2 separate regions of the Homo sapiens genome follow, and region 2 is linked to region 1. A link is an interaction called in ENCODE POLR2A ChIA-PET data of the cell type or tissue named here. Cell type or tissue: PC-9. All regions are shown on one strand.

Region 1 (2,500 bases):
GGAGGCCGTCATCCTACGCGAATTAACGCAGGCACAGAAAATCAAATACTGCATGTTCTCACTTATAAATGTGACCTAAACACTGAGCACACATGGATACAAAGGAGGAAACAGGGAACACTGGGACATACTCTAGGGTGGAGGGAGGGGAGAGGCTGAGGATGGAAAAACTACCTTTCAGGTATTATTCGGATGACCTGGGTGACAAAATTATCTGTACACCAAACCCCATGACATGCAATTTACCCATGTAACAAACCTGCACATGTACCTTTGAACCTAAAATAAAAGCTGGGGGGAAAATTGTAGTAAATGTCCCTAAGTATGAAATAAATAAATAAAATTTAAAAATAAAAAAATTAATAAATCTTCAAATGCTTCCACATATTTTTTTCTGGTTTAAGCAAAGTTAGAGAGATGTTCTTGGGCCCCTAAAGGTATCAGGTTGAGACAGACATCCTCGCCCTGGGCCTGCGGAGCTTAATGGACAGGCCGGGTCCCCGGGCCACACTTACCAGTTAAGTGACCTGGGGCAAGTTACTTAACCACCCCATCTTCAATCCCTCATCTGCAAAACAGGGATAATGATACCTGCTCTGCAGAGCTTTTATGAGGATTGCTTAAGCTAATTGGTGTAAAAGCATTAATTCCAGCCTGGCCCCCAGGAGGCGATCAATAAAGAAGCATTACTCTTGTGAAATACTCTAGCCATCAGAGCAGGCAACAATGTTTCTGTCTTCTAAAACGTTCCCAAGAGAGCCTCGGCTTTACTCTACAAATAAGACCTCTTGATTTTATTCTGCGAGCTTAAATATCTTTGACTCTCTCATTACCTGAAACTCAAGGTCCTTAAATAGGTCTGAGGCCCCTAAACGTTCCTCTAAGTGCCCTGTAGAGCCATCACTTAGTGGCTGAGACACACTCGCTGGCTTTCCCATCGACAGATGCCTCGGTGGCCCTTTCTGGATCATCTAATCCCTGCTCCAGGCCACTGGCTCAAGTTCCCTCATTGTAATAAGTGCAAGGGAGGGTGTTTATGAAGGAAAGCGGGTTTGACTGAAGTCCAGGCTGAACTCGGAATTTCCCTGTTTGCTTTCTCTTCCTCCCCGGGCGTGCTGATGGACCAGACCTGCGGGAGCTAACTCAACAGGCCTCCAGCTGCCAGAGATTTGAGATGTTAGTCAGGGCTCAGGGGCGGGGGGCTCCGGGAGCAGGGAGCAGGGAGCTGGAGCCCTGAAAAGACCTCAGCGTCTCCTTGTCAGGACTGAACTTCCACCTTGGGTCCTCGCTGAGTCTTATTTTGCTAATGAGATCAGACAGGCTTGTAATTTTAGGTAACTGCAATTGCTAAGACTGGAAGAGAGACTCATTCTCTGGCATTCCCACAAATTCTTCCCAGTTTGTTTAGCTTAGGAAATTAGGCAAGAGCAGGTAGAAAAACGGCAGGTCAAACACAAGCCATTGCAAGAAACTGACTCATGCTTTACCAACAGCGTTATTCATCCCCCCCGTTCCTCTCCCTGGCTATGTATTTATTCGTTTATTCAGCAAACATTGATTGAGCACCTAACATGTGTCTCTGCCTTTTCACACCCTCAGGCCCTTGCCCAGGCTGCATCCTCCGCCATGTCCTCCCGTTGACCCACTGTGTATCCTTCTAGACCAGGTCAAAGGCTACCTCCTCTGGGAAGCCTGCCCCAAAGTTCCATGCCAGACCCAATCCCTGCCTCTCTGTAGGAAGGAGACTACCATGGCTCCCAAGAGGAGCACTGGCTGCCGAGTCAGAAGAGGTTGGCTGAGAAGCACGGCTCCAGGACATCCCTGATGTGTGGCTTGGGCAAGGTACTGAGGCTTTCTGCTTTCTTTCCTCTTCTATAAAGTGTGAATACTAATACCTCCCAAAACTAAGTGCCCAGGGTGCTACATAAAATACACTACACATCACTTTCCACGTGGAACTGAGCTTACAAGAAAGGCAAGGAGTTTCCCAGAGGCCAAAGGCAGGGGAAAGCCAAGAGCGAGAGTGATAAGTCGGTGCTGGCATGAAGCCACCTCAGGTGTCAGGCAGTCCCAGTGGCTTTCAGTGGCCATCCAGGGGCAGAGAGAAGGTGGGATGGCAGGATTGCCATCCTTGCACCAAACCAGAACCTCAGAGGTTCTAACGCCAGTGGAGGGGCAACTTGAGAAAACCACCTGCTGCATGTGGAGGCTTCTACTGCTTACCCATATTAAATGCTCTTCTTCCTCCAGGCGACAGATGAACACAGTCTCTGACCCCAGCAATTAGCCTGGGCTTGGGACTAGCTCTGGCCAAAGGGCTCTGAGAGGAAGCGATGTGAATCGCTCCTAGACTAAAGCCATTGACACCACCAGACTCGGCAGCGCCATCTCTCTCCTGTGGCACGTGTGGAGGCTGAGCCTGAAAATGGTAACCTGGACCCAGGCTGCTCCAGGGAAGACATTTCCCTGGAGAGTTACTCAAGTCCCCAGCAAACTTTGC
Region 2 (2,500 bases), 54 kb after region 1:
ATATCTGGGCACCCTGTGCCCTAGTCAAGTTGACACATAAAAACCAGCCATCAAAGCAGCTGAGGGAAACGAACACAGCTTCATGTGCCAGGATAAGGAGTTCTGCCTTGGTCCTGAGGACAATGGGGAGCCATAGAGGAGTATCCAGCAGGGGGTACACCAGGGTGAGGCTGGGCAGGAGGGAGATCCTGTGTGTCGTGGCTGAAAGAGAGATGGGGAGGACGCCCGGGCCTGACAGAAGGGTGGAGAGACTCTACATACATCTATCTAGGAGGTGGGATGAGCAGGTCTGTGTGGTGAGGGAGGGAGAGTGGGGGTGACATGCAGGTTCCTGGGGCAGGTGCAGGCAGATAGCACGGGAATTGTGGGTTTTGCTTTGCAGGGGTGACCAGGAAACCCACAGCATTCACCTCTCCACCCCACATCTGCACAGACACCCATCACGGGGATGTGCTAACCCGGCGAGTGTGGCCACCAGATACTGGCCCATGCGTCGGGACAGCCACCAGCCCCGGCCTAGGAGTGCTAGCCCTTGAGGGCGTGACCTTAGCCAAGGCCCAGATCACCTTAAAACTCAGGACTGGGGGTGGGGGGGGCACTGGGCCTGGGGGAGGAGAGGCTGAAAAGTGTCTTTTTTCCTGAAGAAGACAGAAATCCTCGCCTCACCTCAGCTGTAATAAGCTAATTTTCTCTTCTAAATGGGGCGTAATCAAATTCAGCCCCATAGCCTCATTTCCAGGCAACTTTATTCATTGTTATTTTTATTCCAAGAATTCCTTGGCATTTTCTGGGAGCCACTGAAGTGTTTAATAGCTGCCTAAGTAACGGCGTGCCCTCTTTGGAGCAAAACTGAGGAGCAAAGATTCCTAACTGGGGAGGTCCTGGAAGGACATGTGAGGTCAGCTGGCCCAGGTGTGGGAATGAGGCCAGGGTGGCAGGCGCCAAGGGGCACCTGGCTGGCTCAGTGGGCAGGACCCAGGCTGGGCCGGGGCCTCTAGGTGGTTCTGAAAAGCCTGAGAGCTTGGGCAGAGGAAGCAGTCAGGGGCCTCTGGGTTGGTAGGGAGATGAGGCAGAGGTGCCATACCTGCAATGCAGAAAGTAGGGGGGTCCTCAGAGCTCCCACTCTCCATGAAGACAGGGCTCCAGGGAACAGGGGGCTAGCATCTGCAGCTCTGAATCTCCATTAAGCCCAGCTTTGGGGACCACAGGCTTCTTGGGGTGGCCCCAGCCCCTAGCGAGGAGTCGCCAGGCCTTTCCCACGCCTTCTCAGAGGCCAGACCACAGCACAGGGTGGAGGAGACCCTGTCCTACTAAGAGTGGGACAAGGTCTGCACCTCCTCTGTGTCCAGGACAGGGACACCGGGCAGCAGCAGAGGGCCAAGGATGAGCAGACAGAACAGAGGCAGCACCAGAGTCCAGCAGGGAGGCAGCCACCATGGTCGGCAGGGTCTGGGCTGTGGTGGGGGGACAGGGGAAACTTCAAGGCAGACCACACAAAGGTGGCGAGTCCACCAGGCCGAGGGGACACTTGGATGTCCACAGCTTAGATACAGAGGAGGGGGCAGTGGGTGGCTGAGATGGACTAGAACTAGGCATCAGGGGAGGTTGATGGAACTTTGAGGAACCTGAGGAGGTTGGAAATGCTGGAGCCGAGAGCCGATGGGGCAAGAGGTTAGGGCTCACCTGGCTAGGGCTGCCCAGCCACTGCCAAACTCCATGTCCCCTGACCATCCCCTCTGACACCTGTGTCCAGAGACAGGGCGTCCACTGCCCCCAGGAGTATTTTTTAGCTTCTCCGGGTCCCCTCCATCCCCACTGCACTTGGCCACCAAGCCCTCCTGGGCACTGTAAGGAGCTGTGAGACCACGGTGGGTGCGGCCAGTATGGTTCTCATTCATGTTGCTTAAATCATTAACTGGCTCTTTTGTAAGAGTCATCTGACGTTCAGGAAGTCTTTTGATGCCTTTCAAAAGGCTTTTTTATAAGTGTTTCTAATCCTTTTCTCTTAAAAACAGGAAGTTACACTTTGCAACCCTAAACACCAGAAGGTCAGAATTTGGTTGGCGAGGCAGATGCCACAGGCTCCGGATGGCTGTTAAATCTGCCCAGCCCTGGCCCAGTTCTCGGACTGAAGACACAGACAGGGGCCCAGGAGGAAACGGCTGGGCCCAGACCACCTCGTGGGTGATGCCTCCCCAAGAGAAGATGTGGCACACAGGTCTTCTCCAGGGCCCCTCCCCAGACAACGGACCCCCCGCTGCCCAAGCCAGAAAGCCGGGTGTCGTCCTCAGAGTCCCGTCTTCCTCAGCCCCACCCCCTGCTGCTGCCCTTTCTACTCCCTAGATCTGGCCTCTCCCTCCCTGCCCACTGCCTGGAATGGTGCTCCAGGGCCTTCACTTGCCTGTACAGGGCCCCCCAGGACTGGGTGGGGGGCTGCTTCTCTCTCCTTCCTTCCCACCTTTCACTCTCAGCTCCAACCCCAAACCACACTGTGGTCGCC

Evidence for each region. ChIA-PET counts read pairs that join two places held together with the same protein. Peaks named below come from ENCODE experiments on the same cell type or tissue, not always from the same donor. Only the 100,000 strongest peaks of a DNase experiment are listed, where the experiment ranks them.
Region 2: POLR2A ChIA-PET joins it to region 1 with 6 read pairs; 2 of 35 experiments call an interaction of 5 or more read pairs at or near these places.

Annotation. Positions count from the first base shown.
Region 1 is chr14:101,479,699-101,482,198 of GRCh38, forward strand. No RefSeq gene overlaps it. Among named protein-coding and RNA genes, the nearest start is that of LINC03117, 5.2 kb to the left of the region's middle. In PC-9, a CTCF peak has its summit at 574; DNase peaks (open chromatin) are centred at 713 and 1,463; H3K4me3 peaks cover 1,593 bases; H3K27ac peaks cover 2,436 bases.
Region 2 is chr14:101,533,440-101,535,939 of GRCh38, forward strand. The region is part of intron 4 of LOC105370673 (a long non-coding RNA gene); the gene reads right to left. Among named protein-coding and RNA genes, the nearest start is that of DIO3OS, 26 kb to the right of the region's middle. In PC-9, no CTCF peak of the experiment used is centred here; no DNase peak of the experiment used is centred here.